2 separate regions of the Homo sapiens genome follow, and region 2 is linked to region 1. Evidence: read pairs that join two places in POLR2A ChIA-PET (ENCODE). Cell type or tissue: CD4-positive, alpha-beta T cell. All regions are shown on one strand. Each heading gives the region's core, and the rest is flanking DNA. Links, peaks and the distances in the headings are about the cores only. Region 1 overlaps TGFBR1 (transforming growth factor beta receptor 1). Region 2 overlaps COL15A1 (collagen type XV alpha 1 chain).

Region 1 (5,386 bases), core at 236-5,235:
TTAAGGGATTTTAGGCATCAGGCAGAAGTCTTAAGGGAAAACTCTGCGAGGACCAACAGGCTCAGAATTAGCTGTGCATTGCAAACAGATGGTGTGTCCCTGAGGAAATAGCGTAGTTGCCCTAAGCAATTGGGTGCTTCCATCTGATTTAGCTTAGTCTCTGTAACTGGGAAAAAGGAAAATCTTATGGAAGAAATGAGTATAATCACCTGTGAACCATTCTAAACTATTATCTAGAGACTAGTGATTATTGACTTACATATAGATTTCATAATTCTGCAAGATAGTCTTCGGTGTTGTATCATCAGTTATCCAAGGTATAAATAACATCAAGACCCTTATGCCTCTGAGCCTGATAGATCCTTATCTTTTAATAACCAACCCCCCACTTTCTTCAGTAGCCATGATGCTACTGTATCAATGCTACCAGCAATTGGAAACCCATATTCCTAATGCCAAGTCTCGGCATGTAGATTTTGAGGTCTGAAAACTTTATTAGCTTGGTTACAGTACATCTCAAGCCTAAGTTTTCATATACACATAGTTTAGTCTCAAAGGGCAAATGTTTCCCTGAAAGGAGTTCAGTCAACACTAGATGCTTATATCTTTAGGCTCCAAGGGAGTCCAAAATTTAATGATTAAAAATATTATAAAAATGCAAATATAGAAATAATACAAAAGCTCCTTCCTTTTGGTGGGCTTTTCTGTCCTTGCTTGGTTCAATTCAGCTGTGTTCTTCTAGGAGACTGCAACCACAATTTAACTGCTTTGCTTTGGTATTTTGTTTGACAAGGGAGATGAATGTTTCAGATGAGACGGAGTCTCACTGTTGTCACCCAGGCTGGAATGCAGTGGCGCGATCTTGGCTCACTGCAACCTCTGCCTCCTGGGTTCAAGTGATTCTCCTGTCTCAGCCTCCCGTGTAGCTGGGATTACAGGCATCTGCCACCACGCCTGGCTATTTTTTTTTTTTTTTTTGTATTTTTAGTAGAGATGGGGTTTCACCGTGTTGGCCAGGCTGGTGTCGAATTCCTGACCTCAGGTGATCTGCCTGCCTCGGCCTCCCAAAGTATTGGGATTACAGCGTGAGCCACCGTGCCCGGCCTTCAATTTTTTGCTTTAAGTTAGAATCCTGTTTGCTTACTTTTTCTGACCCAAATGTTTTAAAAATGTTTTCCTGTGTTTTCATTTAAAAGATTGGTTTTACCTCTCACATTGAGATGTATCTGGAGTTGGTTATTTATTATGGTATGAGATTTTTATTATTTTTAAAATACGGATATCTGGTTGACTCAGAACCATTTATTGGTAAAACCTTTTTTCCCCCAGTGTACAATCACCTTCATCATAAATCAAGAGGTTGTATATGTGAGGGTCTGTTTCTCTGTAATCTCTGTTCTGTTTGCCCATTTGTCCTTGTGCCATTACCATACTGTCTTAATTATTATGATGTTAGGAGTCTTGATATCGAGTAGTGTTAAGTCTTTCAAAGATTGCTTTGGTTATTCTTGCGATGTTGTTTTTCCATATAAATTTCAGAATCAACTTGTCAGTTCCCACTGAATAAAAAAACCCTGTGGGGATTCTGATTTGATTTTATTGAATCTACAGATCACTTTATGGAATATTGACCTCTTTACAGTATTGAATCTTCCAGTTAGGAACTTGTCACTTTTCTCCATTTATAAATACATTTTAAAATTTTATTTTATCTCCTTTGTAATTTCTATCAATAAGTAATATTTTTTAAGCTTTCTCTGCAGAGGTCTTTACCTGTCTTTTGTTAGGTTTATTCCTAGTTTTTAGATTTTTAAAAAACGTTTTCTATTTATTACTGGTTTAAGAATGATTTTTTAATTTAATTTTTTTTGGTATAGTGAGTAACCTTATATTAGTGACCTTGCTAGATTGACTAATTGATTCTAATAGTTGATCTGTAGGTCACTTTTGGATTTTCCATGTACATAGTTGTCCTCTGCAAGTAATGATAGTTCTGTGTCTTTCCAGTCTATCTTCCTTTTGTTTATTTCTGACTTACTACACTCAGACTTCTAATACAATGTTGAGAAGTAGTGATGGATATCTCTTTCTTATTTGTGATTTCAAGGGAAAATGACAGTCATGCAACATTAAATGTAATGCCTACTTTTATGCCTTTTATTTAATCTGATTATTTCAGAATTTTTTTTAAATTCTGCAATTTACTGAAATTTTTAAATATCATGAATAGCTGTTGAATTTTATCAGTTTACTAAGATTTTTAAAAATCATGAATAGCTGTTGAATTTTATCAGTTTTTTTGTTTTTGTTTACATCACCTAAACTGCCAAACTCCCTTACTGTTTTCTTTCTTTTTTTTTTTTTTTTTTTTGAGACAGGATCTCACTCTGTTGCCCAGGATGGAGTGCTGTGGCCTGATCATGGCTCACTGCAGCCTCAAACTCCTGGGGCTCAAGTGATCCTTGTGCCCCAGCCTCCCAAATAGCTGGGACTACAGGTGCGTGCCACCACACCTGGCTCAAACTTTTATTTTGGCATCTTTTGTACAATGTTTTTGTATATCCTCTACCTAAAATGACTTTCCTTTCTTCACTAGCTTTCCTTAAGTCTTAGTTTAGGTGTCATATTTCAGAGAAATCTCCCTTTTCTGTCCTCTGATCTGTGCACTTTGCATCATCATTTATCAGTGGTGTGTTCTCTGCATTGTGAATCTGAGGGCAGGAATCTCAATCCTAATTATCTCTATCCTCCTAAAGGTTTTTTCTTTCTTCCTACACAGGTTACATTCACTGTTGTGTTCTGAGAAAAGGTGTTCAGGCCTTGCTTTCTGCTTCTAAAATTACTAACTGCCCAGGACCATCAGTTCATTTCTTCAACTGTGGCTCCAACAGATCTTTCGCTGTTTGCTGGCCCAGGTATTGCTCTCCTCTGCCCCGAGTCAATGGCAGCTGGGAGTGGTTACCACTTCCTTCTCTTACCACAGTTCCTTCTCTACCACAGTTCTGTTTTGTATGTCATTCCCCTAGCCCAGGATGATCAGCCACTTTCATTTACGTTCATTATTACACCTTATTATCTGTGCAACCAAGCCAGTCTCTCCTACAGCCACTCGTGCTTTCCAAAGGGAAAGGTTGAAATTTTCGGTTTTGTCCTACGTGAGGGGTTGTGGGGAGTAGGGGTGGAAATCACTGTAGATTATCAAGTAATCCTTTTTTTCTTTGTGTACTTTTGGAATAAATCTAGATTATGTTGATGTAACTGTTAGGACATTTCTGTTTCTTCATCTCTAAAGGAGCTGGGATCTGATATTTCTGTTCATATTCCTTCCAGCATGAACATTTTATGGCTAATTAGATATTAACTTATTTATTAGGGATATTACATATACACACTGGGTGTGTCCCTACACTGTTAATTTGGGTTGGAACTGAAAATATACTTTCTGTGTGTGCCTACTGCTACTGTAGTGAAGTTCTTGAGCCAGGTCTGTTCAGTCATATTGTTGAAAAACTGTATGAATATTTATGAAGGAGAAAGAGCTGATAGGTACCATGAACATTCACTGTTGTATATGCATATGGTTTATATTGTGTTCTGTGTCAGTATTGCCTACCAGAGCTGTCTCAACATTAGCTCTGATTCTCTGTCTAGCATCTAGACCAGAGACTGGCACGTAATAGGAGCTCCAAAGAAATACTTGTTGAAAAAGTGCATAAACTAATTTTTGAACATTTTATTATGTGCTGGGCACTGTGCTAAGTATTCTATGTATGTTATTTCATTAACCCTCAAACCTTCTGAGATTGGTACTGTTTGTTAGTATGTTATAAATTTAGGAAGTAAGTTGAAGAAATTTAGGTTCAAATAAGTTAAGTGACTTCCTCAGGATTACTCAGTGCCTGACTGGCAAAGATAGGATTTTAACTTAAGTTTTTCTGTCTCTGAGTTCCATCAACTTAACTACCATATCCTTATAATACCTACCCACTAGTCAAATTAAAATCTAATAAGAAACTGTGTAAAAGCATACTTAGATTGAGAGGAAATAAGAAATTTGGTTATTGTTTTAGCACTCACCTTTAGACATAGAAGTTTCTCCATTTCTTTTCAGGGCCTGGGGTAAGGCAAAGTGTGCACATCTGCTCTGTATATTAAAATATCCCCTCAACTCATTGAAGTGGAACAAAAACAAGGTCACTTGACAGGACTGTAATTGTAATCACACTATACAGCTTTACTTCCTGCCCTTTAGTAGTAGGACCATTCCCTTGTCCTTAAACATGCTTCTAAAATACCAGTTTTAATGGCTATATAGTCTTTCATTTATGATTGTATAAGGATTCATTCTGTCATTGTATTGTCATTCACATAGGTTGTTTTCAATCATAAAATACTGTAATGAACATCTGCAAGTTTAGATTTTTGCTCTCACCTATTGTTTCCTCAGACAACTGTAAGTAGTAGAATTGATGGATTAAAAGATACTTTTTAAAGGCTCTGACTCTTCTAAAATGTGTTGTTAAACTCCTCAGATCTGCTAACCAGATCTTTATGCTGTACTTGTGTGATTTATTTCGAATCTAAGTGAAAGCCTTTGTATTAGTTACCCTGTTAAATCCCATCTTGCCATTTGGGCAGCCTATTCTTAGTGTGTTTTCTCTGATATCAGTTAACATTATATTGGCTAATTCCATAGAAACTAGGAGACTGGAAAATGAAGATAATGTGGAAAAACAAGAGCTTGTGAATTTGGGAGTGCCCTGTTCTTTTAAGATGTGATGTGGGTTAAATGATAAACAATGCATCTTAAATTCTTTAAAAGTGGCAGAAGTAAATGGAATTTATCTGGAAAAAAATCAGGCGTTTATTCTGATGCCCTAAATTCAGGGGTGAAATATTATCTGGACTAGAGGAAAATTTTATGTACATTATATGGTGTTCTCTATTTTGACAAGCTTACTTTGATATTACTGCTGCAAGGTAGCCCCAGGAGGGTTGAATTGAGAAGAACTGAGTATTTTGAGGAACAAAACCTAGGATAGTAGGCTGGAGGGAATTGGAGGTCAGGGTTTTAGCCATGTATACAGAGATAAGCAACATATTTAATAAAAAGAAAAGGAGAATCTATATAGTATGCTTTACTCCAAAGCTGGATGAGGGAGAAAAGAGGACACGTCTCCTTGAGAAGGGGGCATGTGTTGAGAATGGAGAAAAGGGGTAAGGCAGATTACTCAGAAGAACTGGGGTAGAAGAATAGGTTGGATGATAAAAGGGGCTGACATTAGTCCCTGAAAGTTTTTTTTAAATAACTTCCAACTTTTGCCTTCACCTTTGCCAGCAGTGATGTGATCTGCTTTCAGCTGTAGTGAAGCAAACTGCATAAAGG
Region 2 (5,386 bases), core at 316-5,315, 92 kb before region 1:
TTAATCAGAAAACTAAGTTCACCAGAGCACCTCTCAGAATTCCAACTAATTGGATCTTTCTTGTATTCAGCCTTTTGGGAGAAAACACGATATGATGGGCTCAGAAAGACTGAGATTCAAATCCCAGTTCTGCTACTAATTAGCTGTGTGTCTGAGAGCCCTTGAGTCGCATGGTCTCACTGAGCCTTATTTTCCGCATCTGCTAAGTGGGATCACCAAACCCTACATGTAGGATTGTTGAAAGAATTTGAGAGATTGCATGAAGCACATACTCAGTATCTCATTCGGTATTCCCCCACTGTTTCTAACAGAGTCTTTGTGTTTTTAGGGTCCTCCAGGACCCCCAGGGCCACCTGGCTTACCTGGGATTCCAGGAAAACCAGGAACTGATGTTTTCATGGGACCCCCTGGATCTCCTGGAGAGGATGGACCTGCTGGTGAACCTGGGCCCCCGGTGAGCAACTGAAGTCTTCTCCCCATCTCTGTGGCTGTGGGGCTTCCTTTAGCAGGGGAGGGGTGTACAGATTGCAAAACCCAGCACTGTCCAAGGTTCGCGATGGGGAGAGAGCAGCTAGCTGTTTGTAAACAGAAATCCTCCTCATCTGAATCATTGCTGAGATTCGAAAGAAGCAGCAGCCAAGAAAAACATCATCCTACGTATTGTTTTGCTGCTTTATCATAGTCAATACAGATGGCCCCCTACTTACGAATGGTTCAGCTTAAGATGTTTTTGACTTTACAGTGGTGCAAAGTGATGCACATTCAGCAGAGACTTTACCTTGAGTACCCATACAGCCATTCTGTTTTCACTTTCAACACTTTATTATAAAATAGGCTTTGTGTTTGATGACTTTGCCCAACTATAGGCTAATGGAAGTGTTCTGAGTATGTTTAAGTTAGGCTAGGCTAAGCTATGATGTTCAGTAGATTAGGTGTATTAAATGCATTTTGGACTTAAGATATTTTCAACTTGCAATTGGTTTATCAGATGTAGCCCCATTGTAAGTCAAGAAGCGTCTGTACAGGAGACACAGATTCATAAAGAATCTTGGAATCATAGGCCATCAGGGCTGGGCCTGGGGTAGGAGACCCTTGGAGACCATCTGGTCCAACCCTGTCTCTAACTTCCCCATAGAGGAGGAAATGTAATCCAGAGAGTGAAGGACAGTTAGCCACAGGTGCACAGTCAGCAGTGACCCAGCCTGGGCCAAGGACTAGGTTCCTGCCTTGCACCTGACATGAGGCCCTGGGCCCACCAGCCTCACCTGCCTCCCAACCCTGCCCTCCTTTTCTAGCAAGCGTGTGTATGTGATATTTAGCAGAAATGTTGTGGGTTGATTGTCACTGATGTTCCCCAGGGCCCTGAGGGACAGCCTGGAGTTGATGGAGCCACCGGCCTTCCCGGGATGAAAGGGGAGAAGGTACGGGGAACACGGGAGGGTCCCACCACATGGGAGCCACCAGGCCCACACTACTCTCTCTGACCCCTAAACCTGACCTTGCCTCTTATGTGACTGACCCCCTGGCCTCCTGAAATCCCCTGCTGGCCACTTCTGCTGGATGTCTCCATCATGGGACTCATCATGCCCAAGCCTGAACTCAGCACCTTCCCTGCCCACTCTTGTCTGCCCCTAGCTTCAGTGAATGGTGTTGCCATCTACCTGGTCACCTGGAGCGAGAAATGGAATCTTCTCTAACTCCTCCTTCCCTCCCTTTCCTGGTATGATTGGTCAGTGCCAAGATGGCCCAGTCTGACCTCCACATCTCTCACTTTTGTCTCCCCACTGAGCTGGACTCATCTCTTCTCATTCGCACGGTGGCCTTGGGCTCCCAGTTGCTGTCCCATTCTCTCCACCCACCCTCCAGCCTCCTGCCCAGTTCACCTTCCTGTAGCAGGCTCTCGTCAGCCCCTGCCCTGGCTACTGAGAAAAGATCAAGGGCTCAACTGCCTGCAGGACACACCCTAGCTCTGTGCAGACATCTGGCCCTTCCTGATTCGCACAAGCTGCCTCTGTAGTGCATCCCCCAACTCCTCACACGGCCTCTTGGCCAGTGGGCTGGTTCTGCCCAAATGCTCTGGGCACGCTCTTCCCTTCTGTCCTCCTGGCCTTTGCACATGGTTTTCTCCCTGTTTGGGATGTCCTTTTCCTTTTGTCATCCTCCAAGACCCAGTTCAGATACATCCTCTGGGGAGCTCTCCCTGACTCATTATGAGCAGAAAGCACCCCTCCTTCCTCCCCTTTCTATGAGCATCATAGGAAGTTCCCATGCTATTGAGAACCTCCCTTGCCAGTGACACTAAAGGTGTTAGCTTACCTGTCTGCTCCTCACCCCCACCCTGACATAGAGCATAGTACTGCCTCTCTCTCCTTAGAACCTAGCACAAGCCTCTATTAGTGTTTGATGCATGAATGAAACTTTTTTCAGACACCATTAGTCTACTTTTCCCAGAGTCTGGCCTGCCTTCATCCTCTTCATTCTCTGTCTGTAAGCTGGTCCTGCCTCCTGTCTGCAAGCCTGTGCTGGTGCTACCTGGGGCGTGTATGTGTAGGGGGTGCTTTCTGCCTCTGCAGTGTTCCCAGCTTGATGAGATAAGCCATGTCTGTCAAAGGAAGGCAATAAAGACAAGGTGAGCCCTGTGCTAGGGATGCGATCAGTGGGTTTTACTGGGGTCTAGAGGAGGAAGAGAGATCTCAGCTGGGATCAGAAGTGGGGCCTTCTGTGAACCTCTCATGGACAAAGACGTGGAAAATGCTGACTCTGTAGACACCACCATCATCACTGAACTGAATTTCTAGTTTCCGTCAGCTCTGGAGTATGTTTATTTTAATTGGAACCATAACTCAATTTTCGTGGAAAGCTTATTTCTCAGAAAAAGATACAATTGTCAAGCTTTATAGAACTCATTTTACATGTACCAACAGTTTTACAGAAATTAAATTTTGCAGGAAGCACCACAGACCTACACTCTTCTTACCTGTTCTTCTTCCAGGCTTCCCCCCACCCACCCACACACACCCCTCCCATACTCTGTCTCGAACTTAAAGATACCCACACCCACAACTGCATACAAAACACCCTTGCACAGGCACTCTGCAGCTGCTTGAAGAATCAGCAGTGCAAGGAGCAGCAGGCTTGCCTAGGGTGAATGTTGGAGATCAATCACATTTGTTTCTGAAATTTGCTATGCATCTCAATTTGTTGCACTGTGCACATATGAGGTTTTCTGATCAAGCAAAAACAGACTTGGAAGAACTTGGAAATTTGCATCTGGAGAGCTGGCAGGAAACTTTGCACATGATATTTACCTTAAAAACAAAACAAAACCAAAAAAGTCCCTAATAAACCAAGGTGCATATTCAGTATGTAAAATAACAAAAAATGTGCTAAAGGAAATGAACAGCTTCAGGGCTGTAGTAGATCATAAGATCCAATGATTCGTTTGATCTTTGACTCCCCATCAACAATATCTGCCCTTCAACTTGCATACCTCCAGTGACAAGGAACTCATCTCCTGCCCAGGCAGTGCCTTGCACCGTTGGATAGATCCACTTATAGGGAAGTCTTTCCATTTGCTGTGGTGAAATCAGCCTCCTTTCTCTTTAGCACAGCACATAGACCAATCTAGGCAGTTATCTAAAATGGAGTTTTCTCTACAAAGAATAAGGTTCAGGTTATTTAGCTGGAAAAAAATGTTTTTTATATAATAATTATTATTATAAAATATGAGATTGAGATCAAAACATGATGCTCATTAAGAATTCATCAAATATCTTAAGTATGAGCTAAGCTATGAGGACCCAAAGGCATAAGAATGATATAACAGGCTGGGTGCGGTGGCTCACACCTCTAATCCCAGCACTTTGGGAGGCTGAGATGGGCGGATCATGAGGTCAGGAGTTCAAGACCAGCCTGACCAACATGGTGGAACTTCGTCTCTACTAAAAATACAAAAATTAGCCGGGCGCAGTGGCACAAACCTGTAATCCCAGCTGCTCGGGAGGCTGAGGTGGGAGAATCGCTTGACCCGGGAGCCAGAGGTTGCAGTGAACCGAGATCGCGCCACTGCACTTCAGCCTGGGTGACAGGGTGAGACTCCGTCTCCAGAAAAAATTGAAAAAAGATTGATACAACAGACTTGGGGGAAAGGGTGGGAGGGAGTGAGGGATAAAAGAGTACAGATTGGGTACAGTATACACTGCTCAGGTGATGGGTGCACCAAAATCTCAGAAATCACCACTGAAGAACTTACTCACGTAACCAAATACCATCTGTTCCCCAAAAAACGTATTGAAATTATACAAATTAAAATATTTTTTAAATGATACCTCAAAAAGAATTTATCAAATAGATTATTCTATGCTGAGTTCGATGATAGAAATATTCCTTACTTTATTTTTCCCAAATCAAGATGATCAACTAACTCTTAAGATCTTTAGCCCAAGAAGGAATGGGTGAGGAGTAGCCTGCTTTCTCAGCAGTAGAATGTTTCTAGAAAGAATGCAGAAGAACTTGCTGAAGAAGATGGATCTCTGAAAAATCATTCCTTTCTGCTTTTGCACTGCAGATTCTGCCATTCAGTTCTCGGAACACACCTAGTATTAACAGTTGTTGTTGATTTTCTACTTTCAGAATCTAAGTCATTCATGTTATTCTGCAGTCTCAAAAGGTACTGGGACACCTGGGCAGGAAAGAGTTTGTGCTTGGAAATTTTCTTCAGTGTCCAGAATTACTGTGGAATGCTGAATTGCCAGTAATTGCCTTTGAGTAATTTCACTGAGCTGCCAAACTGTCATTGTAAAATCAGCTTCTGTCTTTTCCGTTGATGTAAGAGAAATACAATTAGATCATCATCACCTTCCCTTTCTCCAAGCAATCCCAATTGGTCTTTGAACAATTCTCTAAACCTTGTATAAGAAAGAAAAGAGAAGTAAGCTGCTTTTGCCTAGGATGCAGTAATGGGTTTAGACCTTCTAACAACATGTTTAAATGAAACACTGAAATAGTTGCCTAATTTCCTATTTTATATCTTCTTTCATTATCAGAAGTGTTTGGTTCAACATCTGGATTATAGGCCTCCATAAAACCAAATAGATGGCTGGGTACGGTGGCTCACTCCTGTAATCCCAGCACTTTGGTAAGCCTAGGTGGGTGGATCACCTGAGGTCAGGAGTTTGAGACCAGCCTGGTCAACATGGCGAAACCCCATCTCTACTAAAAATACAAAAAATTAGCTGGGCATGGTGGTGGGCACCTGTAATCCCAGCTACTCGGGAGGCTGAGGCAGGAGAATCACCTGAACCCGGGAGGCCGGGGTTGCAGTGAGCCGAGATCGTGCCATTGCACTCCAGCCTGGGCAACAAGAGCAAAACTCCATCTCAAAAAA

What was found. Peaks named below come from ENCODE experiments on the same cell type or tissue, not always from the same donor. Only the 100,000 strongest peaks of a DNase experiment are listed, where the experiment ranks them.
Region 2: POLR2A ChIA-PET joins it to region 1 with 5 read pairs; 14 of 35 experiments call an interaction of 5 or more read pairs at or near these places.

Annotation. Positions count from the first base shown.
Region 1 is chr9:99,116,293-99,121,678 of GRCh38, forward strand. The region is part of intron 1 of TGFBR1 (transforming growth factor beta receptor 1); the gene reads left to right. Among named protein-coding and RNA genes, the nearest start is that of TGFBR1, 14 kb to the left of the region's middle. In CD4-positive, alpha-beta T cell, for the core only: no CTCF peak of the experiment used is centred there; a DNase peak (open chromatin) is centred at 2,979; H3K4me3 peaks cover 736 bases.
Region 2 is chr9:99,024,546-99,029,931 of GRCh38, forward strand. COL15A1 (collagen type XV alpha 1 chain) reads left to right here. Exons shown (of 42, transcript NM_001855.5): 15 at 329-454; 16 at 1,359-1,421. Among named protein-coding and RNA genes, the nearest start is that of TGFBR1, 78 kb to the right of the region's middle. In CD4-positive, alpha-beta T cell, for the core only: no CTCF peak of the experiment used is centred there; no DNase peak of the experiment used is centred there.